2 separate regions of the Homo sapiens genome follow, and region 1 is linked to region 2. A link is a loop called in an ENCODE intact Hi-C map of the cell type or tissue named here. Cell type or tissue: PC-9. All regions are shown on one strand. Links, peaks and the distances in the headings refer to the core of each region. The heading gives the core; the rest is flanking DNA. Region 1 holds the start of MB21D2 (Mab-21 domain containing 2). Region 2 holds the start of LOC124906319 (a long non-coding RNA gene).

Region 1 (15,603 bases), core at 2,342-10,341, 360 kb after region 2:
TGGAAACTCTGGGCACCTCTTTCGGCCAGCGCTAAGACAATACACAAAGAGCAGGGAACCGGCGCTCCTCTGCGGCCAGAGCTCCGCGCCTAGTCACGGAAGAGCTGGGAATTAAGAATTCCGAGCTCAGCGAGAGCCCTGAAGAAGCACCGGAAATGCTTCCGATCGCTTCATAAGAGAAGTCAATTTGCAAATCAAAGTTGCAGGAACTCCGGACGCCTAGACTACTTCAGCGGGTTACTCGGGAACACCCAACAAGTTTGGCCACCGGGGGCTCGGCATGACAGCGCCGCGCCGCGAGACGACAGAAGCAACTTGTCGCTCGGGCGCCAAGCCAGAGCCCTGAGCCGTCTCCGCTCCCAAGCTCGGGAGAGCACCCAAGAGCCGGCGTCGGGAAAGCGGAGGTCCCTGCCTCCGGCAGCCAAATCCCTCAACTGAAGGCACCTCAGGGGCTCACCTGGACTGCACTCGCTTCCAGGGGCTTCCCCCAACAGTGCAACGCTTCACCGCGAACGCCTCACCTGCCTGCCAGCCCCAGGTGGCGGAGAAATTAACAAAAGAGCAAGCGAACAGGGGGAAAGGGAGACCCGGCGTAAAGTATAGTAAGGAGGGGAGGGCAGGCAGCTCGGCTTTCGGCGGAGAAAGAAGAGAGAGGCGGAACAGAGATGGCTTATACCCAAGGCACCGGCTCGGGAAGGCAACCCAGAAGGGAAGAGGTCGAGAAGCGGCAATGGGTTTTCTACTCCGCTTCCCATCACACACACACACGCACACACACCTCCCCCTTTTTCCTCCTTACCCAGCATGGAAAAGATGAAATCCTTGGCTGTGTGAATCTCCAGCGCTCTCTGGTCGTCGTATTCCCGCTGGTCGTGCTTCGTAAATTCTTGGATGAGTTTGTTCAATTCCTCCACCCGAGCTCCCGACCTGAAATCCAGCTCCGGGAACGCAGGCTTGTTGTTACAGCCCAGGGAGGCTGCCTTGTTGGCGGTGGGAGCCGCCATCTTCATGCAAAACGCGCCGAGTAGCAGCTCCGCGGCAGCGCGGCACCCACCCCCGCCCCCCACCCCGCCCCCCTGGGCCTCCTCCCCTCGCAGGCTCCCAGGCTTTGGCCCCGGCTCGTGGGCGGGTTGGCGGGCGGGCGTCTGGGCGGGCAGTCCCCCGCTCCGTGCGCTCTGGGCGTGCGAGCTTCGGGAGGAGCTGGACTGCAGCGAGGGTGCGTGTGTGGCCCCGACACCCTTTTCTCCGGCCCCACGCCCGCCCCGATGCTGCGCGTCCCTGCCCTGCCCTGGCCCTCTCTGGCAGCGGCAACGGCGGTCGTAGAGCCAACTGGAGCCTCCCCCGGGCGAGGAAAGTGAAGTGGAAACAATGTGAAATTCACCAGCTCTGAAATCAACAAGCTGCCGGCTCCGGTGTTACGGAGCCAGCACCAGCGTCTCCATTTAAAGGGACAGCGCACCCAGTGGAAAGGAAAATAAATAAATGACAGAGGTCTGCACGCATATACCACTTGCCAATCCGTACTTGGGAAGACGCGCGAGGTGTGGATGCATTCTTTCTCCACCTCCACGGCCGTCCCCCCATCCCCTTTCTGGGCAGGGTTTGCCAAGCGCATTCAAGGAGAAGAAAGTCTTCCTCCGTTTGATTTTAAGGGCGGTGTCCTGGGGGAGGACATCTCTGTGCGCGTTTACCTCTCTATCCCAAGAACTCCAATACCTTTAAATAGTAAAGGAAACTGCCTTAAGGAATATGAAACCTGTCTTCTACCCTTTTCCTCTTGGATTGCCAAGATGATAGGATTGAGCGTATAAAAAAAGAGGGTCCACATCTAACCCAGTATTGGCACTCCCACTAACCCCTAGATATCCCTACCTTTGCCCAAGGTAATTAATGACCTGAATAACAGCTTATTTATCTTAACATATAATGAGTTAATGAGATTCAACCTACTCTAATATAAAGATAGGGAAACTGAAGTGTGGGTGTGGGAGAGGGGAAACAATGTATTGCCCCAGGTTCCAAGAAATGTTGGATGACAAGATGAAAATTTTCTCATTCAACAGATAAAATTTGAGTACGCACCATTTGCCAGATGGAGTGACAGAATGTGACAGTGATAACCAAAAGACATGGCTCCTACCATGGAGTTAGGCTTACATGACAAGGCAGGTTCAATCTAAGTCATAGTCCTTTAGGCAGAATAGAGTCTCAGAGGTGGTTTTAGTGTTTATGGGGTGTATCATTCAAACACTTAGGAGGCCCATTGGCTGTGAGAAACATAGGTTATCTTCCTCCCTAATTCTCCAAAATCTCTCTTCTCTATCCCACAGTCCCTGATTTAGATCAGGTCTGTTTCACTTTCTTACCCGAGTTCTCATGGCCAAGAATACAAATTGTTTTGTTAGACATGGAAGGAAGTACGGACTCTTCCATGCCTTCCCCTATAAAATGGGAATAATAATTCCTGTCTCACAGGTTGTTTTAAGGATTACGTGAGATAAAACAGGTCAAGCACTTAGTTCAAGGACTGACATAATAAGTACTTAGCTATTATCAGCTTCTACTATTATTGTTATTAATTCTTTCACTGTTCCTCAATCTAGTAACAACTTGTTGCCAGAGTGATCTTTAGAAAACACAGACCTGACCACTGACCTCCCCCTGGAATTCCTCTCTTCTTTACTCCGTTTACACCAAAACCAATCCGCGTCTGCCTTTTTCTTACAGCTTTCCGGAGACCCTCCCCTCAAGCTGGTGGCAACTTTTCCTTCCTCAGAACCTACTCTCAGAAGCTTTCATATGATGCTAATGAATTTTGACCTTGCTTCATCATTGCTTTTTGTTTTGGGTTGTGTGTGTGTGTGTTTGTTTGTTTCTGAAACAGGGTCTTCCTCTGTAGCCCAGGCCAGAGTGCAGTGGCACAATCGTGGCTCACAGCAACCTCAACCTCCTGGGATTAAACAGTCCTTGCATCTAGATCTCTCAAAGGGATTACAGGCGTGAGCCACCACACCTGACCACTTCATCATTGTTAATGCAAGTTTTAGACTAAAAGATTCTTGGGGATGAGGGCTACATCTTATTCATCTTTGTATTTCCTGCAGCATATGGTCCTACCGAAGGGTCCTCTATGTTTATTGAATCAAGTAATGAGTGAAGAATTGTGGCATAACCAGTTAATTTCTCTTACTTTTCGTTTCCTTCTCTTTGAAACACACTTCCTCACCCACTCAGTATGAAAGAGAGAGGATCCATGCCTAGATAAATGCTGGTGGACTGATGAGGAAGTGACTTAAAAACTCTGGTTTTTAGGCAGGGCGTGGTGGTTCACGCCTCTAATCCCAGTACTTTGGAGGCCGAGGCGGGCAGATTGCCTGAGCTCAGGAGTTCGAGACCAGCCTGGGTAACACGATGAAATCCCATCTCTACTAAACATACAAAAAATTAGCCAGTTGTGGCGGCGTGCACCTGTAGTCCCAGCTACTTGGGAGGCTGAGGCAGGAGAATTGCTTGAACCCAGGAGGCGGAAGTTGCAGTGAGCCGAGATCGCGCCACTGTACTCCACCCTGGGTGACAGAGTGAGACTCCATCTCCAAACAAACAAACAAACAAACAAACAAAGCAAGCTCTGGCTTTCGCAGCTCTGCTATGCTGCCCTGACTTCTCATCCTGAGAGGATATTAACATTACCTGGGCAGTACTAGAAGCCACATAAGTGTTTGGAACTCCAGCACAAAGTGATCCACTCCCATCTGTCAGTGCTTCACTAGTGATCAATGGCAGGCACCTGTGCGACAGCTGGCTGAGGCAGTCATTCCATAGAGCAGAATGGTTCTAGTTACCTCCAAACCATGTACAGTTAAGAAATACTTCAGACAACAAAATCGAAACACTTTTTATTTGTTAATTTCCAAACATATGAATGAGGCATCACTAATCTTCCCTTAATTTTACCTTTTCTTATGATATTTATATCCATAAAGAAACAACAGGTTGTTAGCAGAAAGTATTCCTGTTGTGCCGTAGTGCTGGACCCTGGGGGTTTGAATGAGTGAGTGGTCTCTCTGATGTTCCTCATTGTCTGTTCTCCTTCCCGTCAGCCAGATCAGATTTCTATGAATCATGGACCCTCAGTGAGCCCGCATATCCAGATAATGTAATTGGATGGTAAACTAACACCTTCCTAGGCTCTAATAGAACGCTGATAAGATTGTGTCAATATCCCTTGTTGAATTAGAAGAATAGAGAAAAACGATCAAAAACCATAATTTCCTGAATTGATCTATTGGGAGACTTTTTAACCTCTGAGCTTCTCAAGGGCAAGTACTGTGTTTCTTCACCTGTGTAAACACTGCATTTAATTTAGTTCTTGACCCATCTTATGACCTTAGTTTATATGTTCAAATGAATATATAAAAGAATGAATGAAGCCGGGCACGATGACTCACACCTGTAATCCCAGCACTTTAGGAGGCCAAGGCGGGCAGATCACAAGGTCAGGAGTTCAAGACCAGCCTGGCCAACATAGTGAAACCCCATCTCTACTAAAAATTCAAAAATTAGCTAGGCATGGTGGCATGCACCTGTAGTCCCAGCTAGTTGAGAGGCTGAGGCAGGAGAATCGCTTGAACCCGGGAGGTGGAAGTTATGGTGAGCCGAGGTTGCACCACTGCACTCCAGCCTGGGCAACAGAGGGAGACTCCTTCTCAGAAAAAATAATAATAAAAAAGAATGAACTAATACCATCCCTCAAAGTCCAAGAAGTCAGAATTTAGGTGATTTTTGCTACAATTTAAATATCTCAATGTAAGCTATCTATGGTTTCCCAGTATTTAGTTAAGTGTTGTTATAAATGTAAGTATTTCTGCATGCATTTAATTAAATGCCCCAATTTTTATGCCTTTTTCTCCCTGTGTATGTTATATGACCTAAGAGAAGGAAGAGAGATAGAGAGGAAGGTGGAGAGAGAGAGAAAATCATTATTAGAAGATGTTAAAGAGTGTCTGAGGCTTGAATAAAAATGCATATCTCTAGAATTTTGACAGATGGACAAAGGTCAGTGGAGTCTACCATCTAAACAAGCACTAAGGTAGGCTTTTCCTTTGCTGGCTCTTGCAGCATCAAACAGAACAGAGTAACAGCCTGCATTTCCAAACTGCTGTCACACTTAGAGGTAGAACTTGCCCTTCTACTCCCAACTCCCAAATTTTATTAGCATGTGAAAGAAGTCTTCATCTTGCTTCTCTGGAGCTGTTTGTTGTTAAATACAGCTCTGAAGTTCTGTGGCAAACTCTCAGCCATGAATAACTGGGCTGTGCAGAGCCTGCATTAAAAATAGCAAGCTCCACATCCACATGATGGATTAACAAAATATAATTTTAAACAAAGATTCTCTGGTCTGAGGGAGATTTAAATAGCAGCCTAGGCTACAAGATCTGGCCTTCTTGGGCAGCTGGATTTTCAATAAAAGTCTAACAAATGGAAGTGGCCTGGGTTTTTTATGATTTGAAATGCAGGCAGGAAAAAGAGAGGCAAACATCACAGACGTGTGGAATGTTGACAGTAGAAGGAACTTAGATGATAAATTCCATCTACCCCCCTTATTTACCAGATGGGAGAATGAGGGCACAGAAAGAGAAGGGAAACTTGACTAGATAGTAGAGACAATTCTGTTTCTATTTTTCATACTAACTTTAAATTTACTAAATATTTGTTATTGTGTTTCCAGACTGCCAGAAGGAACATGAAAAATGCCACGAAATTTGATCAAAATTATAATTTAAAAAATAAAAATAAAAACAGGAGAGTGGCCCTTGGGCAAAATGCACTCATTTCACTTGAAGTTAAATCTCAGTAAACCAGAAACTGCTGACATTTGGAATTACTTGGCTACTGATTTTTCCTGGCAATAGGTAGACAATCAAGACTACAGCTAAATCTCTTTGGTAGTCATAAACAGAGGTGCGCACGTCCCTGCTTGGGGCAAATCGGGCACTGTTACTTCTAATGAGATTAGGCCGTTTAATTTTTTTTTTTTTTTTTTTTTTTGAGACGGAGTTTCGCTTTGTTGCCCAGGCTGGAGTGCAGTGACACCATCTCAGCTCACTGCCACCTCCACCTTCTGGGTCCTGATTCAAGCAATTCTCCTCCCTCAGCCTCTGGAGTAGCTGGGATTACAGGCACACACCACCACACCCGGCTAATTTTGGTATTTTTAGTAGAGACAGGGAATCACCATGTTGGCCAGACTGGCCTTGAACTCCTGACCTCATGATCTGCCCACCTCAGCCTCCCAAAGTGCTGGGATTACAGACGTGAGCCACCGCGCCCGGCCTTAGGCCATTGAAATATTAGCGAGGTCCCCAGAACAATATAAATAACCCTCTCTATTCAGACTATTCAGTCCTAATAAAGTGAGGCCCATGTGAAGCCCACCTGCTCTGATGTGTTCACATGGTTCAGAGGGCCTAGTCCCAGCTTCTCCCTCAACCCTGTATCCTCATAACCTTGAGGGCGTGAGTGATCTAGCTATGGAGAAAAGTGCAGCAATGTAAATCTCTCCACTCAGTCTCTCATTTTATTCTCTGCTCTCTCTCTCTCCCCCAACCCTGTACTCTAATGACCTTGAGGGCGTGAATGATCTAGCTATGGAGAAAAGTGCAGCAATATCAATCTCTTCATCCAGTCTCTTGTTTTATTCTCTACTCCTGCTATACTCAGGGAAGCAAAATCTGTGCGTGTGAAAAGAAGGAAATGAACTCTAGGGATGGAAATAACAATATCTGATAGCAATTATTAACAATTCCTCCTGATAATAGAGCACTTTACAGTTCAACAAAGCGCTCATCACAAAATTCATTTATCGGTTCCTCACAGCCTCTTACTGAAGCAGGTTAGTGAGGACTATTATTATTTTTTGCATTTTGGAAATAAGAAACTAAAGCTCAGAGAGATAGTGAAGTTTGTGGCTAATTGTCATCCTTCAGCTCTCTATTTAGATGTCATTTCCTTGCAAAGAGCTTTTTCTGGATCTCCTCCACCCCCACACACCCAGGTCTAGGTCAGGTAAATTCCTTTGTAGACTCTCCTTCCCTCTGGACTTACGTCACTGTTCGTTCTCACACTTCCTTGTATCTGCCTGATAACTTTCCTGTTTCCCTCACAAAAATGTATGCAACACTGTCTGTCTTGATCACAGATGTATCACCAGTACCTCTTACTGGATGTGTAGAACATAGTAGATATTCAATAAATGTTTGATTAAAAAGTAAATGCAGGCTCAGACCCCAAATTTGAGTCTTTTGATTTACAATCCAAGTTCTTTCCATGAAACCTCACTGAATCTGTTGTTAGCACCCATTGAGTATACAGAAAAACACCAATAATCTCTCACATTTTAGAGAATGGGTACGCTTTATCAGCATTTCACATACACAATCTGATTCCAAATTTTGATTCAAGTTACCTTACTGTAAACAAAGCCTTTTGTTCCTCTTCTCTCTACCTTAAAATCTAAGCTCAGGCCCTTTGCTCAATAAAGTTTACGACAAAATAACTTTAAAAATTAAGTTCATATTTTCAATTCTTCTCACTTTTGGGAAAACCCATTTGACTTAAACTCTACACATCAGGTAAGAAAGGGCATAGTAATAATTGCAGGTAATTTAAAATAACTCGAAAAATCCTCTTCGCATATTACGACTGCCTTAACCCCATCAGCTGTTCTGGTGAAACGGTGGGGCCCTCATAACCAATCAATCCGTTGATACTGTTACATTTTGTTCTGGCCCTTGAACTTGCCAAAAGGCCCTGTTCTGGGTTCTCCACACCAATCCGTATCCTACTTTACATATACTCTGGGTACTGGATCGAGTGCCAAGGATAGACCATAATCCTTTGTCATGGGAAAAGTGGAGCTGTTTGGCTTGCTTTGCTGTGGTCAATTAGTTAATTAAATATAAATTAATTTAGTTTTTTTTTCTCCTATGTGGCTTCAGAGGGTGGAACCAGGAGGGATTGATGGCAGCTACAGACATAAAACTTTGACTGAGGATGTGGAAGCATTTTCTCACAATGAGAGCCACTGTGCACTGAATAGGCTGCTTTATGAATTAGTAAACTCCCCATCACAGAAGGTGTTCAGGGCTGTGTTATCCACCCATCAGGGTTATGCTAGGTTCCTAAGTTAGTAAAGAGCTGAGACTATGGCCTCTGAAATGTCTTTCAACTCTGAGAAGCTCTGACTCTATGATCCATTTTCAGTTAACAGGAAAACTGAAAACTAGCTTCCTACAAGGAGTCACTCCATGACAGAGCTATGTTCTGCACTAAACACAAGGTGTTTGAGATCTATTTTCATGTAAGGCCCAACGAAGATCAAGGATTATGTCTTTTATTTTTCTAGGCTTAAAAATACATATTTCCTTGTTTCTGGCTTTTGTTTTCTTTTTCTTTCTTTCTTTCTTTTTTTTTTTTTTTTGAGACGGAGTCTCCCTCTGTTGCCCAGGCTGGAGGGCAGTGGCGCGATCTCGGCTCACTGCAACCTCCGCTCCTGGGTTTAGGCCATTCTCCTGCCTCAGCCTCCCAAGTAGCTGGGATTAGAGGCGCCCGCCACCACGTCCGGCTAATTTTTTGTATTTTCAGTAGAGACGGGGTTTCACCATGTTAGCCAGGATGGTCTCGATCTCCTGACCTTGTGATTCAGCCTCCCAAAGTGCTGGGATTACAGGCGTGAGGCAGGGTGCCCAGCCGTTTCTGGCTTTCTTACTGTCCGATTCTAGCAGGTTATTTCATTCCACCCGATACAAAGAAGTTCTGTGGTACAGAAACATGCCACAGACATCATATACATACCGTGCAACCCAAATTTATATTTGGAGAAGTTCTCAGTAAAAAGAAAGGGTCTTCCTTTAACATATTAATTTACATGCTCATTGTTTAATGATAGAAGCCAGTTCTCTGAGCACGTCTATACCATTGGCAAAGGAATTGTTATAATGCCTGTTTTGTTTTCTAGATCTTGTCCAAAAAAAAAAAAAAAAAAAAAAAAAAAAGCCGGGCACTATGGCTCATGCCTGCAATCCCAGCATTTTGGGAAGCTGCGGCGGGCGGATCACAAAGTCAAGAGATCGAGACCATCCTGGCTAACATGGTGAAACCCTGTCTCTACTAAAAATACAAAAACTAGCCGGGTGTGGTGGCGGGCGCCTGTAGTCCCAGCTACTCAGGAGGCTGAGGCAGGAGAATGGTGTGAACCTGGGAGGCAGAGGTTGCAGTGAGCTGAGATCGCACCACTGCACTCCAGCCTGGGGACAGAGGGAGATTCCTTCACAGAAAAACAAAAACAAAAACAAAAACAAAACCTCTCTAAACCCTACACTGTAAGAAGTTTATTGAAAAACTTGGCTTTCTTTTTTGTTTTCACCTCCAACCATACTCAGTACAGCACAAGAATAGCAGGAGTTGTTTCCCCTGATCTGAGACCTGGTGTGTTGAGTTGTGGTCCAAAGCTAATTTTAAATTCCAAATGTATAACCTGGAGAGAGACAGAGAGAAAGAGAGAGAGAGAGGATATGAAGAAAATTGTGATGTTCCTTCAGCCCTGACAATATTATCACACACACAGCCATAAATATACTTTCTGGACCATGACTTCTAATTCTGCTTACTCTGTTAGTACTTTCTAAGCAGCAGAAAAAAATACCCTCACACCCTTTACATTCTCTAATGTTTCTTTATAGTCTAATAGAAAAAAATAAGAGAAAAAAAAGGAAGAAAGATAGACTAAAAGAAAACATAGCTCCCTTATTCTATCTAATTTGTGATTATTCTTGTCTATTTAAACTATCTTGGGGATATGAGTACATGCATTTTATTGAGATTTGCCTTAATTTTTTTTTTTTTTTTGAGACAATCTCACTCTGTCACCCAGGCCAGAGTGCAGTGCTGTGAACTCTGTTCACTGCAACCTCTGCCTCCCAGGTTCAAGCAATTCTTGTGCCTCAGCCTCCCGAGTAGCTGGGACTACAGGCACATACCACCATGCTCAGCTAATTTTTGTATTTTTAGTAGAGACGGGGTTTCACCATGTTGGCCAGGTTGGTCTCGAACTCCTGACCTCAAGTGATCCATCTGCCTTGGCCTCCCAAAGTGCTGGAATTACAGGCGTGAGGCACCGCGCCCAGCCTGCCTTAAATTTTTTAAAGGGGGATAGATAGGAATATATCGGATATACATTGTAAATAAATAAATTCAGACAAAAGCTGAAAGTCAGGAGATTTCTGTTCTGGTTCAGCTTTGGCCATTAGTTTCATGATCAGAGAAAAATCCTCTCCTTTTCTCCGAATCTCCTCTTCCTCTTGTGTAAATGAATAAATAAGGTGTCATCCAGGCGTGACATTCTGAGGCTACAGCTCTAACATGAGAAGACAAATAAAGCAGTGCTCCCTACAAATTCTTAACACAATGTGTTTGTTTATTTTCCCCCAGTCTATCCTTGCACAGCTTGACATTCCATAGTTGAATGTTCTAATTTTTTTCTAAGGATCTTTACTCTAAAAGAATTAGCCTAAAATCAAAAGAGAAGAGAATCTATAAGTGCATTAAGACCCCCTCCTTGACACATCTTGGCTAATGGCCTCTTATTCTCTGTTGGTGGGGGATGAAGCAAAGCCTGCTGATGAAATTCACTCAGCAGCTTGGCCCTAGGGTATGGCTACATGGTCTCTGGGTTCTTAGGGTCCAGCCAGGGCCCAGCAGGTTTGTCAGACTCCAGAAATCCCTCTCCTCACAGGGTAAGCAGAAACAAAAGGCACCCGAAGAAAGTACCCCAGGAAGTATTTACAAGAGGCTGCAAAACAGTTATAAAATGATTTTCTGGCCCTAAAGTTAGAAGCCAAGGATGATGTTCTGAAGCCCAGGTGTGAGATGAACATAGGTATAGAACTTTATAACCAGACTTATAAAGCAGTTGACACAAGAAACTGTGGTTTTGGCAAAAAAGCATTAAGGAGTCTGTATTTCTTCACAACCAAGATATGGAAGAAATCTGCTCCTAGGAATCTGGGCTGCAGTTTTCTTTATGTATTTTGGAGAAAAGCAACTTTATAAATTTCAGATAATAATTAGTGATAGTAATAAAAAGACATAACAATCTTTAGGCAATAAATAACATTCAAGTATGTCTGATGACAAAATTATATGCAAAATTAAGGATATAGCCATGCATAAAAATCACAGATCTTAAAGAAGAGTGGAAAGGAGTTTCCAATTCTATCATAACATCAAAATCTTAATAATACAGTTGAACAAGATAAGGTGAAGAGAACAGAAGTGACTTGCTTATGGGAACACACAGAATGGCAGGACTGGAATTTTTTTTCCACATGTCAGCACAAAAGCCAAAGAATGTGAGGGCCTGTGCATCAATTGCCAATAAATGGCTGCATGTTGCAGTCCATAGCTATATGTTTGCAGTCCATAGCTATATACTACAAAACTATAAATAGCCAAATTTAGCAAAAACCTAGTAAATAGTCTAGTAAATTTTCATAACCTAGTTAATATGGCATTTTTCATAAAGTTGTCTTTTTATGTCTTCATTCACTGAAAACATATTTATTGAATCTCTTTTATGTGTCGGGCATTGTTCTTGACAGTGAGGATATGGCGGTGAACAAAGCAAACATTTTCATCCTACTGGAGCCCGAAAGATTTATTTTTTAAACTAATTTATGCAGTTGTGAGGACTGACGAGTTCAAAATCTGTAGGGCAGGCAAGTCTGAAAACTATAGGGCAGGTTTGCAGGAGTTGATGTTGCAGAATTTCTTCTACAAACTTCAGTTTTTGTTTTTAAGGAATTTCAACTGATTGGATAAGTCTCATCCACAATATCTAGGGTAATCTCCTTTACTTAAAGTCAACTGGTTGTAGATATTAACAACGTCTATAAAATACATTCACAGGAACACCTAGATAAGTGTTTGATTAAATGACTGTGTACTAGAGCCTAGCCAAGCTGACACATAAAACTAACTGGCACGCCATCTACCTGATAAATATTTACTAAGTGCTTATCACATGCCAAGTTCTGAGATAAATCACACGCAATCCCTGCCCTCTAAAGGAAGGGCATAAGTCATTTAATTAAAGACATTAAAAATGTTATTCGACAAATCTATAAGAGATAGAGAACAAGAGCTATCTTTGCAGGTTTGGAAGAAGGAATAGTACTTCCACGTAAAGAAGGCGGAAAAGCTGAAAACACAAAAGACAATTGACCTTGTCCTTGGAGAACAGGTAAAATAAGAACAAGACAGGACCGTGGCATTCCTAGTGAGAGAAATGGCATAAGAAAAAGTGTGGAGTCAGGAAAATGTGTGATGTTTATAGAAACATTGAGTGGTTCAGTTTGGCTGGAAATATAGAGCATTCATCAAAACCTCTTTTATTTAGCCAGTGATTACTCCATGCTTGTTCAAGTACTCATTCCAAAGCTGTTAGCACATTTGCAGATGAAACAGAGAGATCGAGAGATTCCTCCAAAATCACACAGAAAACCTCCAGGGCATGACACATACAAGTCAATCCCATTTTCTTTTGGAAGCTAGATGCTGCTGACTCTTCAAAACAAGTTTTGCCATCCTTGAGAAATAAGAATGCTTTTATCTCTGTTTTTCAGTTTAACTGTCTTTGAAAAAGCCACTATTTCTTCAATAAATGGAAGAAATGTATTAGGCCCTAATTTTTAATGAACATACATGTAGGTATCAATGCACCAAATAATATGTTCAGGGATTTATATATCACACAATTCAAACCTTACTGCTTTTACCACTCGGTCAAAGGTATTTCTTGATTTTTGTTGTTATTGTTTGTTTTTTTTTGGGGTGGGGGGGCACAATACTTAAATTGCTGTGGTCAGAGGTGCACAGAGAAAATATTTATAGGAGTCAGAAGGTTCTCAGGAAAGTAAAATTAATCTATGACTCTTATTATTTCAGTTTTGTGCCTTATGAATTCCTTTTATTCTAATTCCTCTCAGGCATCTTCTTTCCATGCCCCAAGCCCCTCCCACATTTCAAAGAATTGTTGTTGGGTTAGCACATTACTGTTAAGAAAACACGATGTGTGCCGTACTTATTCCACCACCAGCCTCTCCCATCCCTGCGTTAAACTCAGTCATCCTTTTGCCTACATAGGAATTCATGTTTTCTACTGATGAGCTAACTAGCCATGGGTTTGTTCTGAAGATTAATGGTTTTATGGCATTCAAAAGAATGTGACTGGTTTTGAGGCTAATGTAACATTTTTTAAAAATAAGATAATTATAGGAATTATAGGATTCTAGACACTTTCTGGACCAGTCTTCATTCGGCTTCATGCCGCTGTGAATGGAGCAGAAGCAAGTTGTACCCTTTCTTCCCCTCTCCCCCTCCTAATTTCTGCTTTATAAGAGGGAAGCTGAGGAACTGCACCAGGAAGTGACATAATCAAGTGCCTGGTTTCATATCCCCATAAAGTGCATTACTTTAATTAAATCTACCGAAGAGGCTAGTAAAAGAGAGACTGGGGAGAAACGAGGTTATTGATCAGAGGTGTTAAATAAATGGACATCATCGAGAAATGGATGTTAACAAATGTGTGGAACGCTCAAGGGGGGTCAGAGTTCAACTTCCTCTGTGAACAGCTGAACATTTGTCTTGTGGTGACATTGTTCTATTATTTTCCAAAGATGGAAAATGTCTAGAGGCTTAGAAACATAACATTACCTTACATTTACATAATGCATTAGATTTAATGTATATGATCTCATTTTAATGTTCATCCCCACAATAATCCTGTGGGACAGGCAAACCACAGATTCACAGACTGTTGAATCACATTCTTGAGGGCAGAGGTTACCCTCTACAACACATCAATAACACCTGGGTAGGAGGAGTGTGTCAAGGAGGATGTCTTTGTGTGCCTCAGAAGGGCAGGTGTGGAGAGATAGATAAGGAGCATGGATAAATGTAATCATGCAAACTAGCTAATGGCCTTCATTAAGAAAAACTTCCCCTCCCAGGGTAGGCGTCAATCTGTTATAACAAGATTTAGTGTATCATGTTTCACTCCAGTCTGAGGACAAGGTCACCTCCCTTTGGATAGAGATCAGAGTCTCCCCCTAAAAAAGTAGCATCCGGCCGGGCACAGTGGCTCATGCCTCTAATCTCAGCACTTTGGGAGGCCGGGGAGGGCAGATCACCTGAGGTCAGGAGTTCCAGACCAGCCTGGCCAACATGATGAAACCCCATCTCTACTAAAAATACAAAAAATTAGCCGGGCGCGGTGGCGGGCGCCTGTAGTCCCAGCTACTCGGGAGGCTGAGGCAGGAGAATGGCGTGAACCCGGGAAGCAGAGCTTGCAGTGAGCCGAGATTGCGCCACTGCAGTCCGCAGTCCGGCCTGGGCGACAGAGCGAGACTCCGTCTCAAAAAAAAAAAAAAAAAAATACAAAAAATTAGCCGGGCATGGTGGTGGGCACCTGTAGTCCCAGCTACTCAGGAGGCTGAGGCAGAAGAATGGCGTGAATCCAGGAGGCGGAACTTGCAGTGAGTGGAGATAATGCCAACTGCACTCCAGCCTGGGCAACAGAGCAAGACTTGGTCTCAAAAAAAAAAAAAAAAATGCTGTAAAGATGGCTTGGCGTGGTGGTCTGGCCTGTAATCCAAGCACTTTGGGAGGCTGAGGCAGGCAAATCACTTGAGGCCAGGAGTTTGAGACCAGCCTGGCCAACATGGTGAAACCCTGTGTCTACTAAAAATATAAATATTAGCCAGGCGAAGTGGTGGGAGCCTGTAACCCCAATTACTCAGGAGGCTGAGGCAGTAGAATCACTTGAACCTGGGAGGTGGGGGTTGCAGTGAGCCAAGATCATGCCAATGCACTCCAGCCTGGGCGACAGAACGAAACTCTGTCAAAAAAAAAAAAAATGCTGTAAAGGTATGAGGAATTGTTACATCTCAATTTTATGTCTTCCTAATATTGGTGAGGCCTGGAGGTGGAGGAAAAAGGCCCAAGGGAAGGGGGAAATCATTTATTCTTTCAACAAATGCCATACACCATAGTGTGCCGGGAATAAGGAAGAACAGATATTCGACTTCTGGGTAGCTGATCTGTGAAGCACTTGGTTTCTTTTTCACATCTCGAAGAGATTACCACTTTGGTCAATTATTGAAAAACCCTCTCTGAATTGGTACCTGAGCTATAACTGTGTTGAAAGTGAAATAAAGGAAAAGGTGACCTTCATGCTGGCCTCCAAGAAGGCTTTGGTCAGCTCAGCACCTTTTGCAAAAAAGCTGTAAATTTACTCCCCAAATTGTCTACTTAGATAGTTTTTCTCTCTCAGGAAAAAGAAAAAGTAGCCTGTTCAAAATTAAAGTCTACTTCTCAAAGAAATATCACAGTGGGAATGTAATTCAACAAGTATTTCCAGAGTGTTTTACGGTTTCTATACCATGCTAAGATTGAACTGCTACAAGGGGTAGAGAAGTGGATGGTAGCTGAACACCATTACAATTAACAATAAATTAAAAATAATTTATTCTGTGTGTATATATATAT
Region 2 (15,603 bases), core at 4,048-12,047:
GAAATTAAGAAAATAATTCCATTTACAATAGCATCAAAAATAATAAAATACTTAGGAATAAATTTAACTGAAGAGGTAAAAAATTTGTACACTAAAAACTACAAAACTTTGTTGAAAGAAATTAAAGAAGACACAAATTAATGGAAGGACATCCCATGTTCACAGATTGGAAAAATTAATATTGCTAAAATGTCGAGACCACCCAAAGTGACCGAAAGATTTAATGTAATTGCTATCAAAATCCCACTGGCATTTTTTGTGGAAATGGAAAAAAAATCCTAAAATTCATATGAAACCAAAAAATAAACAACAACAACAACAACAAAACACTGTATAGCCAAAATGATTTGAGAGAGAAGAATAAAGCTGGAAGCTTCATACTTCCTGACTTCAACATATTACAAAGCAACATAATCAATGCAATCTGGTACTGCCATCAAGACAGATATATAGATCAATGGAATAGAATAAAGAGTTCAGAAACAAACCCATATGTATATATTGGTTAAATGATTTTTGACATAAGTGCCAAGACTACAAAATGGAGAAACAATAGTCTCTTTAACAAATAGTGTTGGGAAAATGGAATATCCACATCAAAATAATGAAATTGAACCATTATATTACACCATAAACAAAAATAAACTCAAAGTCGATTAAAGACTTAAATGCAAGATCTGAAACTATAGAACTCTTATAATAAATCATTAGGGAACATCTTCATATCGCTTTTCACAAGGATTTCATTAATTTGACGCTGAAAATACAGACAACAAAAGCAAAAATAGACAAATGGGACTACATCAAACTAAAAAGCTTCTGCCCAGCAAAGAAAACAATCTGCAGGTAAAAGCCAACCTAAAGAATGAGAAAAAATATTGGCAAATCATATATCTGAGGAAGAGTTAATTCCAAAATATATAAAGACCCCCTTCAACTCAATAGCAAAACCAACAGATAACCCACTTTTTAAAATGTTTTAAGAATTGGCAAAGGACTTGAGTAGACATTTCTCCAAAGAAGACATATAAATGGTCAATAGGTGTATGAAAACATGCTCAATGTTACTATGGGAATAGTAAAAAGATGAGTGGTTATCAAGAGGTAGGGATAGGGAGGGGTAAACAGGTAGAACACAGAGGATTTTTAGGGTAATGAAACAATTCTGTGCGATGCTATGATGGTGTATATATGTTATTATACATTTTTCAAACCTCATAGAATGTACAACACTAAGCAAGAACCATAATGTAGAACACTGATTAATAATGATGTGTCATATGTATACATATGTAACAAACCTGCACATTGTGCACATGTACTCTAAAACTTAAAGTATAATAATAATAAAACTAAAAAAAGAAGAAAAAAAAGATGTGTCAATAGATTGCAACAAAAGTGCCACTGAGGTGGGAGATGTTGATAGTAATGGAGGTTGTGTCTGTCTGGGGACAGGGACATATAGAGACACTCTCTGTACTTTCCACTCAATTTTACTGGGAACCTAAAACTCCTCTAAAAACTAAAGTTCGTTAATGAATTAAAAAAATCAGTAGGTAAGTAGAAGATTTCAGCACTATCTCAACCATTTTAACCTAATTGATATTTATAGGACACTACTGCAACAATTGCAGAACACACATCCCTTTCAAATGCTAAAAATGTTCAAGATTCATTCATGATATACCATAAAATAAGTAGCAATAAATTTAAAAATATTGAAATTTTACAGTGTATGTTCTCTGACCACAATGGCATTGAATTAAAATTCACTAAGATGAAGAAAATCTTCAATATTTTGAAACGAAACAGCACATTTGTAAATCACCCAAGGTAAAGAAGAAACAACAAGGCACATTAGATAATTTCTGAAAATGTATGTTCACGAAAACAAATCACTCTATATTTGTATGATCCAGTTTAACTAAGTCTTAGAAATATATGAGATTCAAATTCTTATATTTGAAAAAAATTAAAATCAATAATCTAAGGATTACTTTAAGAAGATAGAAAAAGTAGAGAAAATTACACTCAAATAAATAAAAAAATAATAAAGAGCAAAAATCAAAATATAAAACAAACAATATTGGAAAATTTAAAAGCCAAAGTGTTTTTGTAAAAAAAGGTAATAAGATGGTTAAACCCTAACATAGGTACTGTTGATGAAAAAAGAAAAAACAGTAATTACCAATACTAGGAATAAAAGATGGCATGTCATTGTAGATTCTATGGGCAAATATTATACATGCCCTTGTGTTAGTATATTCAAATTAGGTAAAAGGATTAATTTCTTGAAAAGCGTGAATTAAAAATTGAAAGGAAAAATGAAGAAAATAAATATAATTCTGCCTGGTAAATAAATTTAATTTGTAAATTAAAAACCTTCTCACAGAGAAAGCTGGAGGCCTGGTTGGTTTAACTGCTGAACTATATATTAAATATTAAAGAAAGAAGAATGCTAATTTTAACAAACTCTTTCCTAAATTAGAGGAAGAAATAAAACCTGTCACAAATCTAACAAACCTATTACTGAAAAAAAGGCAAATTAATATTCTCATACACATAGATGTGAAAGAGTAATAAAATTCTAGCAAACAAAACCTAGCAGAGTATTAAAAAGAATAAACAAAATATAGTACATGCATACAACAAAATATTTAGCCACAAAAAGGAATAAAGTATTGACTCATGCTACATGGGCAAACCTTGAAAACATTATGCTAAGTGAAAGAAGACTGTCACAAGAGGTCACATATTACATGACTCCATTTATCTGATATGCCCAGAACAGGAAAATCTATAAGGGAAAGGGGAAGCGGGGAGTAACCAACATATATATATGCCATATATACACACACACAAACACACGCACAGCTATATACACAAACACACATTCTGCAAATCAATAATAAAAAGACAACACAAATTTTAAAATAAGCAAAATATTTGAACAGGCACGTCAGAACAGAGGACATACAAATGACCAATAAGTACATGAAAAGTTATCAACATCATTAGTCTTCAGCGAAATGAAAATTAAAATGATGGTGAGAAACTTCACTTTTCTTTTTTTTTTTGAGACAGAGTCTCGCTCTTTCACCCAGGCTGGAGTGCAGTGGTGCAATCTCAGCCCACTGTAACCTCCACCTCCTGGGTTCAAGCGATTCTCCTGCCTCAGCCTTCTGAGTAGCTGGGACTACAGGCACCCGCCACCACGCCCAGCTAATTTTTTATATTTTTAGTAGAGATGGGGTTTCACCGTGTTAGCCAGGATAGTCTCGATCTCCTGACCTTGTGATCCGCCCGCCTCGGCCTCCCAAAGTGCTGGGATTACAGGCGTGAGCCACCGTGCCTGGAAAATACTATTTATTTGTGAGGATACAGACCAACTGCAACTCTCATACATTGGGAGTGTACTATGTTACAAACGATTAGAAAATAATACTTCTAGAAATGTCACTTAAAATAGTATCAGATTGTTTGCAAATTTGTTTCCCAGTTCATTATAAAGTTAAACAAGAGCTTACACTATGACCCCGTACTTCTGCTCCTGGGTTTTTACACAAGAGAAGTTAAAACATGGCAAAATAATAATAATAATAATAAAGAAAAAAAGAAAGAAAAAAAAAAGAAAATGACTTGTACATGAATATTTCCAGAAGCTTTATTCAAGTTAGTAAAAAACTGAAAATAATTCAAATGTCTACCAAAATAAAAACAAATAAATACACCATGGAATACTTAGACAATAGACCTTATACTCAGCAATTTTAAATAATTAACTAGTGATACACAACAACATGATGGATCTCAGAAATTTTGTTTAGGAAGAAGTTTCAAAATAGTATAGACTGAAAAAATTCATTTATATGCAATTCAAGATTAGGCCAAACAAGTCTATGATGAGAAAAATTAGATAATTGGTTGTGGGTGGGTGGGGAAGAGACTGACTGGAAGGGATGTGAAGAAATTTTCCCAAGTGAAATGTTGTATGTCTTGATGAATGTGTTGGTTATACAGGTTAATTTAACAAAACTCAATAAATTACACATTTAAACTTTCTGCATTTTATTGCATTTAAATTTTTAATTAGACAATAGAAACACAAAGAATGCATGTATTTTTACTTCATAAATGCATGAAGTAAATAATAAGAAAAACATGAAGGGATTTCTTCAGTAAAGTTCAAAATTTGATTGAAATAAAAAACCCACAATGAAGTAGAATTGTACTAGATACAGCTCTTATTAATAAATAAAAAAATTATATAGGCCATCTTGTCGCCATGGGACAAATAATTGCTGTGAATTTATATTATCTTCAATAAAACATATTTGTAATCAGTAAATAGGTATACTCTTCATTATGGCAACTAGTATGGAAATTTGGGTACAGAAGATAAATTCTGGGTGATACTAACCCTACCTCTGAGACTTTTTTTTTTTTTTTGAGCCAGAGTCTCACTCTTTTGCCCAGGCTGGAGTGCAGTGGCGCAATGTTTCACTGTGCTATGAGAGAAGCTATGTTTCATCCACTAAGCTTCTCTTGCAAACAATTATCTCTCTTATTCACACTGTCATTGTTCATCCTGAACGTTCTCTATCAAGCATTCACACGGATTTCCCATACTGAAACCAACACTGTTTGGCTTACATACTCTTAGACACATTGTTTGCCACATGAGTATGACCAGGGTAATAAGGACACTCAAAGTGCTATCACAGAAAGACTCCAAGGATCTTGAGAAGACTCATACTGGACGTATAAGTGGCTTTTATATGCCATGAAAGAAGATTAGACTTTTTTATGTGATTTTGAGAGCTTTAGAACTGGGACCTACCGTTGAAGTTAAAAGTAAAGCAATTTCAGTTCAAAATAACAAAGTTAGATCTATCCAAGATTAATGGAATATTATTAAAAAGTTGTATAAACTGAAAACAGGTAAATAGACACAAATTTTAAGCATTTGATGAATGGCTAGACAATCCAATCTTTAATATCTCTCATATCCCAAGATTTAATGGTTCTGGGTGCAGATGGTTCACCAGGCTCTTTATGCCCCCAAGCTCACAACTCACACATTCACCACTTGCTCAAACAATGAAGACTTGCACACACAATCCCATCCTCCTCCTAGTTTGTTACCAGCTGCTGCCAATGATTTAATACTGGAGACTGAGGAGAGCCAGAGTAGTTTCAATTGTACTCCCTAAAGAGGAAAAAAATCAAGCTAAATCCAATGAGGAAGGATAATATTTGAGAATGGCATTTTCATTAGCAGCTGACAAGTTTAAAAGTATGAACACAATTACATAGTGCTTTGTCAGCAAAGATGTATCATTAGTGTCCTGAAACAAAGAGAGAAATTCTACATAATTAATAAAATGATATTTAACTCTGCTATTATCAATAGATAAACACAATGATAAGTAGTATTCCTTAGTAGTTAAAGCTTGAACTTTGGATCCAGATTGCCTGATTTGAAATCCTAACCTCTCTGTCAGTTCTCCAATCTGAGAAAATAGAGATGACAAGAATACCTATATCATAGACTTCTTATGAGGATTAAATTCATTAATTCAAATCAAGCCTAAGAAAAGTGTATTGCAAGACATAGGTATGTGCTATTATCAATGGATGATTACCATTTGGTATGCCTACATTTTTCAGTGTTCAACCTGTCCATATATTAGGAGGCACCAAGGCTTAAAATTAGACTATGTGTAGTTTTTTGTTTTTTTTTGTTTGTTTTTTGTTTTTGTTTGTTTGTTTGTTTTTGAGACACAGTCTCCCTCTGTAGCCCAGGCTGGAGTGCAGTGGCGCGATCTCAGCTCACTGCAATCTCCGCCTCTTGGGTTCAAGTGATTCTCCTGCCTCAGCCTTCTGAGTAGCTGGGATTACAGGCGCCCGCCACCATGCCCGGCTAATTTGTGTATTTTTAGTAGAGACGGGGTTTCTCCATGTTGAGCAGGCTGGTCTTGAACTCCTGACCTCGGGTGATCTGCCTGCCTCAGCTTCCCAAAGTGCTGGGATTACAGGAGTGAGCCACTGCGCCCTGCCGACCATGTGTAGTCTTATTGGAACATCTAGAAGTTCCAGATGCTCCACTTACCTCAGGGATTACATTTTTTCATGTCCACTTTATGCTTCGGGGACAGTATTCTCAGGAAGACTTTCCAACACAAGCCAGCATTTAAGGCAGCAGGTGATATGTGATATGTCTAATGAATTGCTTTTGGAATTGAATCATTGTCTTTCCTACTGTACAAGCTTTAAAATACTTGGTCTTTGGGGTCTCCACACCATCTGCACACTTAAAGAAATCCAAGTGCAACAGAAACCAGTGATCACAGTTCATGATCACATGGAGCACTGTTCCCAAAATGGGCTATAGCAAGTTGATGTAGCTTCAGTGCAGCAATGAGCTTGACATTCTGCATTCCACTGGGTTTGGAATTTTTTAAATGTTTCTGTGTTTTGGTATTCAGAAACAGCATCTCAGGACTGAAATGAAAGATTAGAGGAGAATGTATTTATAGCACAGAATTCCCTTAAGAATGTAAGCTCTTGAGACAAATTGCATTGGTTCTAATCTACTCTCCATTTACTGGCTGTGGGACTTTCCCACACCTTTGTTTCCTCTACATAAAATAGGAATGCTGACATTACTACTGATCTCAAAACTACTGTGTGTATTAAATGAGGTTATCTACATAAAACATTTTGAACAGAGCTTTTTCACTTGGTGAATGCTCAATAAATATTAATCACTGTTTATTAACTAAAAATTTAGCAAGTTTGAAAATTCTCTGATTAATGCATAGACAAATCATGAGATGACTTTAAGCATATTTTGGTAATATAATGAGAGTTCCAAGAAATAAACTGGCTTAAAGCTTAGTGATCCTTCACCTATATGTTTAAAAATCTTATCAAATTACTACAACTTAAAAGTGATAGGTGAAGTTGAAGATGCTAAGACAAATCAAATTCTTGCATTCAAAATAATTTGCATTCTATCAGAGTGCTAATAATAGCAAATATTAGTTGAACACTAAATTATAGGCACTGATGTGAATTCGCTCATTTTATCTGTGTCAGAAATAAAGTTACACATGGCGTAACAATGTTTCAGTCAACAATGGACTGCATAATAGTACAGTGGTCCTATAAGATTATAATACCATATTTTTACTGTATCTTTTCTTTGTTTACATATGTTTAGATACACAAATACAGTTGTCTGTAGTATTCAGCCCAGTAACATGCTGTATAGGTTTTTGTAGCCTAGGAGCCATAGGCTATACCCTACAGCTTAGTTGAATAGCAGGCAACAGCATACAGCCTATTGTATAGTGGGCTATACACTACAGCCTAGTTGTATAGTAGGCTATATGATCTAGGTTTGTGTTAGTATGCCCCACAATTTTCACACAAAGACAGAACTACCTAACAATGAATTTCTCAGAACATATCCCTGTCATTAAGAGACGCATGACTGGGCCGGGCATGGTGGCTCACGCCTGTAATCCCAGCACTTTGGGAGGCTGAGGCAGGCAGATCACCTGAGGTCAGGAGTTCCAGACCAGCCTGATCAACATGGAGAAACACTGTCTCTACTGAAAATACAAAATTAGCCGAGCATGGTAGCACATGCCTGTAAACCCAGCTACTCGGGAGGCTGAGGCAGGAGAATCACCTGAATCCGGGAAGCAGAGGTTGCGGTGAGCCGAGATTGCGCCATTGCACTCCAGCCTGGGCAAAAAGAACGAAGTTCCGTCTCAAAAAAGCAAGAGAGAGGCATGACTGCATATGAAGCAGGCATTAGTAGTATCATATTTCATAGGTAAGGAAACTGAAATAAAGAGCATTTAAGTAACTTGCCTCCGGTTACCAAATCGCTCTACTAGTTAGAGCCAAATTGAGGGATCTCAGTTTCAGACTCAAGGAATCTGGCCTCAGACTTTACTCTCAATCACTGCTCTGTACTCTTTCTATAGTGCTTCATGAAAATCATTCTAGCAGCATGTGCAAGATAAAAGAAAAATAAGAGATCATGGAGATAGGAAGACCAGGTATTAAAATGATCCAGACAGAAAGAAACAAAGGCCTCAAATACACAATAGCCATAAGGCTGGAGAGTATAGAATAAATGAAAGAGATATTGGAGAAAAGAAGCTAAAAAGACTTGGAGACTACCTGTGGAGAGCCTGGGAAAATTTGCAGGAAATGTTAGAATTCAAATAACTGTATTTTATGGATGCCCCTGGATAGGGCACATGCTTTTGTTTCTCTAAAGTCTACAACACTGTCTGTTGTCTCTTTGGCCCATCCCAGTCTTTTAATCTCTAGATTTGTCCGTCATAATATTTCAAATGGTATTTCCAAACCATCTCCTAGTTTCCCTCAAACAAGAACATAGACACTGAACAATTTCACAGTTGTATGACCAGTATTTTTCTAAAATAAAAATTACTTTTTACCCTGAAAATTTATAATTATAAAATTTATGGCTAAAACTATTAAATATAAGAACCAACAACACTAACAACTACCAGAAAGGCCACACGATGGCAGCAAAGTATAGGGTACAAGCAGCAAGAGCCGGCGGCCTAGAGGGTGCTATGCACTGAATTCTCAGATTCCGTCTATTCTCTATTGAGTTCATACATATTAGTCAGCAGCTGTAATGCTAGTAACATTATCTCCACACAGCACCTCACACTTTACAAAACTCCCACAGATACTTTCTCTCGTCTACTTCTTACCACCACTCTGAGAAGTCAACAGGAAAAGGATCATGCTTTGTGTGGAGGATAAAGATGGAAGTTTTACTCCAGGTACTAGAAGCACCTCAGAGGCTCAAAGGTGAGACAAAGATCAAAACTTTGTCGTTGTTTCTTTTAGGATATGATCTGGGGAAATATAATATGAATGGGAATACTCTACCTTCAACTTTAGTGGGGAAAAAAATCTAAGGCTTTTTTAATAGAACTGGGAATTTTTTAAGGGGTTGGGGCTGTAAGTTATTCCTCACCGAAGTTGGAGAAAAAAAAAGGGAAAAGATAAGGAAAGGGAAAGGGCTTTATTTTTTTAAGTAACAAAGGCTAAAAATTTTCTTAGAGATTATTATAGAAAGCTTAACTGGAGAGAAATATGCCTGGGGGGAAAAGCATGTATCCTCCAAATGGTGCTTGCATTCATTTTCTAGGGCGGCTTTAAAAACCCACTACAGACTTGGGGGCTTAAAACAACTCTTCTGGAGGTCTGAAGTCCAAAATCAAGGTGTCCACAGGGCTGTGCTCCTTCCAAAAGCTCTAGGTGAGAATCCTCTCTTGACTTTTTAGCTTCTGTTAATGCCAGGCCTTCCTTGGCTTGTGGTGCATAACTCCAATCTCTGCCTCCATTTTTACATGGTCTTCTCCATGTGTCTCTTTCTTTCTTTCTTTCTTTCTTTCTTTCTTTCTTTCTTTCTTTCTTTCTTTCTTTCTTTCTTTCTCTTTCTTTCTTTCTCTCTCTCTCTCTCTTTTCTTTCTTTCTTTCTTTTTTTCAGAGTTTTGCTCTTGTCGTCCAGGCTGGAGTGCAGTGGCGCGATCTTGGCTCACTACAACTTCCCCCTCCTAGGTGCAAGTGATTCTCCTGCCTCAGCCTCCCGAGTAGCTGGGATTACAGGCACCAGCCATCATGCCTGGCTAATTTTTGTATATTTAATAGAGATGGGGTTTCACCATGTTGGCCAGGCTGGTCTTGAACTCCTGACCTCAGGTGATCTGCCTGCCTGGGCCTCCCAAAGTGCTGAGATTACAGGTGTGAGCACCATGCCCCGCCCTTTGCATGTGTTTCTTATAAGGACACTTGTCATTGGATTTAGGGTCCACCTAGATAATTTGGATTGATTTCATCTGCAGAACTACATCTGCAAAGATCCCTTTTCCAAATAAGATCACATATACAGTTACCAGGGTTTAAGACACGGGGAAATCTTTTAAGGCCACCATTCAACCCACTGTAGTGCTCTTGTGACTGTACTTCCTCCTGCCAGTGGGGAGCTCATGCATGTACACATTATGGACTCCTACCCTTCCGTGTGTTTAGTTGCCATAGAGCAATAATATCTGATCTCTGCTCCAAAATCTGACACCATTTTGCTGTATCCTCTCCTTGGGTTGTCTCCTCACCTGTAAAATAAGAGAGTTAGACCAGCCAATGGTCACAGTCAAAAGCGTTCTTGGTCTAAGAGGAAATGAACAGTAAGGCTTCAGAGAAATGAAAGCATTCATATTTTCTGCCAATTACTTGTCATATTATAGTGGAATCAGCTATCTTATCTCCCTCATTAGTTTTGAGAGTGTTTTTGTTAATTTTTACGTTTTATTAAATATCTGCCTATTGTGGATATTTAATAAATCCTGAGACTATAGAGATGGGCAAGACAGAGTCCTTCTGCCAGGAAATCCATAACCCAGTAGGAGAGACAGATACATAACGTTATCACTGTGAGGTAGTGTTCAAGCAGTAAGGAGAGATCCTTTGCATACATGAGCATAGAGCCCACGTGACCACTCTAGGCTATGGGTAGACTCAGGTATGAGATAACATTTATTCAACCTTCGAGAACCAACTTAAGGGTGTCCTTCATAAAAGACCAACTTATGAAGGGCACACTTACGTTGGTTCTCCAAAGTTGAATAAATGTTATTAGCTGAGCAAAACAGGAGAAAACAGTACATGCGGAATAATCACCATGTCTAAAGATGCTAAAATGTGAAACCAACTGGTTAAGTGCCTTGGATAAAGTACAGCGATGAAAGGTAGAAAAAAAATATTGTCTGCAAAGATAATCTTATGTGAACACTTGCTTTGGGGCCAAGCATCATAGCATATGCCTTTGTATATTATATAATTTCTCATAACAGCCTTTGTGGTAGAATGTCAGTGTAGGTTAAGCTGTGCTGAGGTAACAAACAACCCTCAAATATCAGTTGCTTCATCTAATGAATGTTTATTTCTCATCCACACATAGTCTGCTGTGGATTTGAGTCATTCCTCAGGACAGTTGTCTTCTGTGTGTAGCCTCAGCATTCTATCTCCTTAATTTCTAAGGAACCCTCGTATTCCTATGTTTTCACATTCAGCAAAGGAACGTCTGGAGAATTCAGTACCAGTAATTAAATATTTATACACAGAAGTGACATATAGCTATTGTGCTTACATTTCTTTTGCCAAGCAAGTCATTTGTACACACCTAACTTCAAAGGCCAGGGAAAGATAATGTCCAAAATTAGAGGAGAAGCAGGTATTGGGGAACTGAAGTAAGATTTATCGCAGGTAGCCACCAAATTATTCTCATTTTACGGAAGAGGAAATTGAGATATAGAGAAGTTAGTCATAGTCACACAACTGGTAAGTTGCAGAATGAGGATTTGAACTCAGATCTGTCTGATTCCAGATCTTACACTTTCTTTATTGAGAAACGCATGTGCCATACAAATAAGTTTGGACTTTATCCTAATGATAACAGGGAATTACTGGAAGGTTGCAATAGGGAAAACACGACTCATATTTATGCTTTAGAAATATGTGTATAAAACAATGATTGGGGAAGAACAGGACTAAGGATGTGAGGATACTAGCGCTGCTATGACAATTTTTGGAAGAGAAAAGATAAGGCCCTACACTGAGCCAGTGCCGTAAAAGTGCCAGTGATGACTGCAAGGAGGCAGAAGTTCCAAAGGCAAGTAAGAACCAGAATCTATAGGTTTTAATAAATGAGTGAATAGTTAGGATGAAGAAAAAAGAAAAGAGGACAGAATATGATTAGCAAGGTCCAGGCTTGAGCAAGGAGGAAGACAGAGGTGCCATATACCAAGACAGGGATGTAATACAAGCATCAGGCTAGCTGTGTTTGTTTGCTTTTGTTTTCCATGGGGGGGAGGGCCATAGGTGGTTTGGATTTGAACATACTGAATTTGAGTTGCCTATGGAAATCCAAGTAGAGAGCTCCAGCAGACATTTAGGCATATGTATGTTAAACTTATCAAAAAAAGATTTTAGTTACAGATAAATACTTGGGGAAAAACATGCAAATCTGGTAGTCCAAATATGTGATTAATGATATTGCCAAAGAGAAAAAAAGAGACAGGCTGGCACAAACACTATAAAAGATAAAGGTTTATGATGTGTCTGGAGGTGGGGATTTCATCATAGTCACCTTTGATCTCTCAGCCTAATTAAGGACTGAGTCTGGAAGTTTCCCCAAATTTGGTTAGCTGGATTTATGAAACAGAAAACATACCAGAGTGTACATCATGTGGACATAAGAATAACATCTGCTGTATTCATAGCACCATATTGTCTACAGCACATCTAGTAGTATGCAGATCCCCAAACTTCACAATCCTGGAAATCAACACACACACACACATCCATACATTGTTTTATCTTTTCATAAAATATTTTTATTGATTTTGGCTTATTACCAAAAAAAGTTCACTGTAACAGTAATAATATGTATAAGAAAAAATAAAACTAAATAAAAAATAAGATTATAACCTTAGCACATCCCTTTTTAATAACTATTCTAAGCTGGAAGCTCACTTTCTGGCATCCGTCCTAGCAAGGCTAGGAAAGTAAATGACGTAGTAATGGAAAAGGGAGGGGAAACAGACGGGGAGTTCTATTCATTTAGGGTTCCGTGATTCCATTAACCTTCTGATTCTTCAGAGCTTCTCCACACCTTTCCAATTCCTCTCTGCTTTCATTTCTACATTGGTGTTGGGGGGAAAAAACAAACCTTATTAGCCACACATAAACATCTTCCATTAAACTGCTCTAAAGCAATTACTGCTGTTAACACAGTTAATGGACTGTCAATGTCAAATGTGAAACCTTTTCTCCTGGAAAGGCAACAATGACTTCGTGAAATCGTTTTCTGTGCTGTAGCAGAAAGGGAGGAATTCTGGAGGATCGCTCTTTCTGCAAACATCGCGGTCTGTGAAATCTGCCCCCTAAAAAACAAACAAACAAAAAAACCAAACCAAAACAAAAAAACCCTGATCATATGCCTGTTATCCTAAAATAGCACCTTCCTCCATTATGCCGAGGTTCAGCGCAAAACTGACTCATGCAGTACCGGGATCGCTGCCAGAGCGACGGAGCGCGCGAGCAGCGCGGCATCAACAGGCAGAAGGTGCCACGGGGCGGACGGGACCCACTGCCCGGGTCCAGACTTTCCATCCGAGAAAGCAAAAGCTTTCAGTATCCAACTTATTAGAAGATAACATCTTGATAGGGTTCTCGGGCCTTCTTAAAATAAATCTGTCAGACTGTGCTTTTGAATCTGTCCTGTGTCAAGGTTGCTCCCCCAGGGCAGGGCAGCAATTTAGCTTTTGCAAGATCCTGCACTTGCTCCTCAAACGCCAAAGCAGCAACGCGAGCAACTTCCGAGCAGCTGCTTCTTCCCCACTCAAAGCCACATCACCAACTTCCTCAGCAGCAGCCCCAGCAGCAATCTGGGTGTTCAATCTATCTCGATCTCACAATGCCCATGCCTCCTAGAGGTCTTCCCAGAGCTTAGGAGTCTTTGCCCCTCCTGGGAACTTTCTGAGGGTCCATATAGTGGTCCTTAGCACTATTGCTGTTTTTTTTTTTTTTTTAATTTTAGTTGTAATATACGAGTGTTAGCAATCCTCATACATCTCTGACTTATCCACAGTGCCTAGTATACAATGGACAATTTAGTGAACAATGAATAAATCAGAATATTGAGGCTTAGGAAACTAGGACCCATCACGAACCTTCTCATAGTAATCCAGATCCTGGATGGAAGCTTTTAATAAACACAACTTCTGTTTTCCTTCCTCTTTGTTTTTTATTTCTTCTCGAAAGAGACTTAATTGAAGAAAATGAGCTCTTTCACTTCTTCCATCCTCCAGGAACATAAAACTGACAGCCTCCTCCAAATGATTATTTAGCATTTAATGATTTATTCCTTGAGCGCCCAGTTGATCTTCCTTGGGCCCATTTGAAGAACTCTTGTAGCAAGGGGAAAATTCACATGATCATGCACAGCGTCAAGCTCCATTTACCTTTTGTCCTTTAATGATACTGATGAGCAGGCAGGTGATTTAAAAGAGAACAAATGGTCATTAAAATTAATCAAAAGGACACAATAAGGAAAAATGTGCTATATAAGGGCAACATAAGTTTTGTAGTGACACAAACAGAACAAAACAAACAAAACTCAAAGGAATGCAAAGGTGGCATGTATAGTATTTTAGCCCTTTAATTTGAACCCAAGGACTTAAATATGCACAGTTTTATGCACAGACAAATACCACTCACTGGGGCCAAATACACAGTAACAATGCTAAAAGTTTACCCCTTAGACTATTTTTAGAAATTACATACTAAACTATTTTAATCAGAGCTATAAAGCACACAGTGACCCATTCACAATTTACACCAAGAATTCTGTTTTTATGTACAATTTAAAATGCAGGGGACTCACTGTCATCACAATGGCAATGTATAGAACATTTTAAAAGCCTACAATGAGAAATAGGAGCCATTTCATGGTCATCCTCATAGTTTTTCCAACCGTTAGAATTACTTTATATAAAATAAATATTTAGTAAATGTTAGAAAAAGGGAGAGAGAAAATGAGGGAAGAAGGGTGATGACATGACTCTAGGAATGAAGAAATGGCATTCGGAAAAGGTATTTTCTTTTATACTTGGGAAAGCAAAGGACAGAAGTAATGAGCAAAACTTTATACTAAAGAGTCTCATTCTATATTCAGTGGTCAGAACTAGGAAAGGTTATTTTGGAAAGTTGTTCTCTTCCTGTAGGATAGGGGTTCTCAGTGCTTATGGAACCTACTTCTGAACTGGCCTTAAAAATAATCTTGGAAAGGGGATGGTTGGTGCCTTGTGGAGCTTAAAAAAAAAAAAGGATAGTCAATATACCTGTGATGGTCAATTTTATGTGTCAACTTGACCAGCCAAAGAGTGTCCAGATATATGTTCAAATATTATTCTAAGTATTCCTGCAACGTTGTTTTTGGATGAGATTAACATTTAAATCAGTAGAGTGAGTAAAGCAAATTGACCTCTGTAATGGTGGGTGGGCCTCATCCAATCAGTTGAAGGCCTGAGTAGAACAAAAAGTTAACTCTCCCCTGATTAAGACAGAAATTCCTACCTGAAGGCCTTTGAACTGGAGCATCAACTCTTCCTGGTTCTACAGCAGCCTACTAGCCTTCGGACTTAAACTGGGACACTGGCTCTGCAGACAGTGGACCAGCCTCAATAATCACATGAGCCAATTTCTTATAATAAATAAATAAATAAATAAAAATCTCCTATTGGTTCCAATTCTCCAGAGACCCCTGACTAACATAATACCTATTTTACGATACTTATTAGAAAAAATAAAACCCAACCAAATTTGGGTATAAGAAACAAACAGAGCAAGAAGACATTTCAAAAGCGGTCTGAGTTTTAAAATGTCAACACTGCTGGTGTGTCAGCAACATTTAATTGCCATCTTATCCATGCCCTTCCTCTTACATGTTCAGCAAGTGTCATTTAGTCTTCATTTAAG

What was found. A loop is a pair of places that touch in the nucleus more often than their neighbours do. Peaks named below come from ENCODE experiments on the same cell type or tissue, not always from the same donor. Only the 100,000 strongest peaks of a DNase experiment are listed, where the experiment ranks them.
Region 1: a loop joins it to region 2, with 2.4 times the contacts of the local background. A loop is called at or near these places in 4 of 110 quality-filtered maps.

What each region holds. Positions count from the first base shown.
Region 1 is chr3:192,916,831-192,932,433 of GRCh38, forward strand. It overlaps MB21D2 (Mab-21 domain containing 2), which reads right to left and starts at 1,026. Exons shown (of 2, transcript NM_178496.4): 1 at 800-1,026. The coding sequence starts at 1,010. RefSeq lists an enhancer at 1-321 and a silencer at 972-1,331. In PC-9, for the core only: no CTCF peak of the experiment used is centred there; a DNase peak (open chromatin) is centred at 7,101.
Region 2 is chr3:192,558,304-192,573,906 of GRCh38, forward strand. All of the region lies in intron 2 of FGF12 (fibroblast growth factor 12), which reads right to left. LOC124906319 (a long non-coding RNA gene) reads left to right here and starts at 8,698. Exons shown (of 3, transcript XR_007096220.1): 1 at 8,698-8,868; 2 at 9,212-9,321; 3 at 13,104-13,330. RefSeq lists an enhancer at 8,679-8,728. In PC-9, for the core only: CTCF peaks have their summits at 8,565 (motif pointing right) and 8,769; a DNase peak (open chromatin) is centred at 8,588.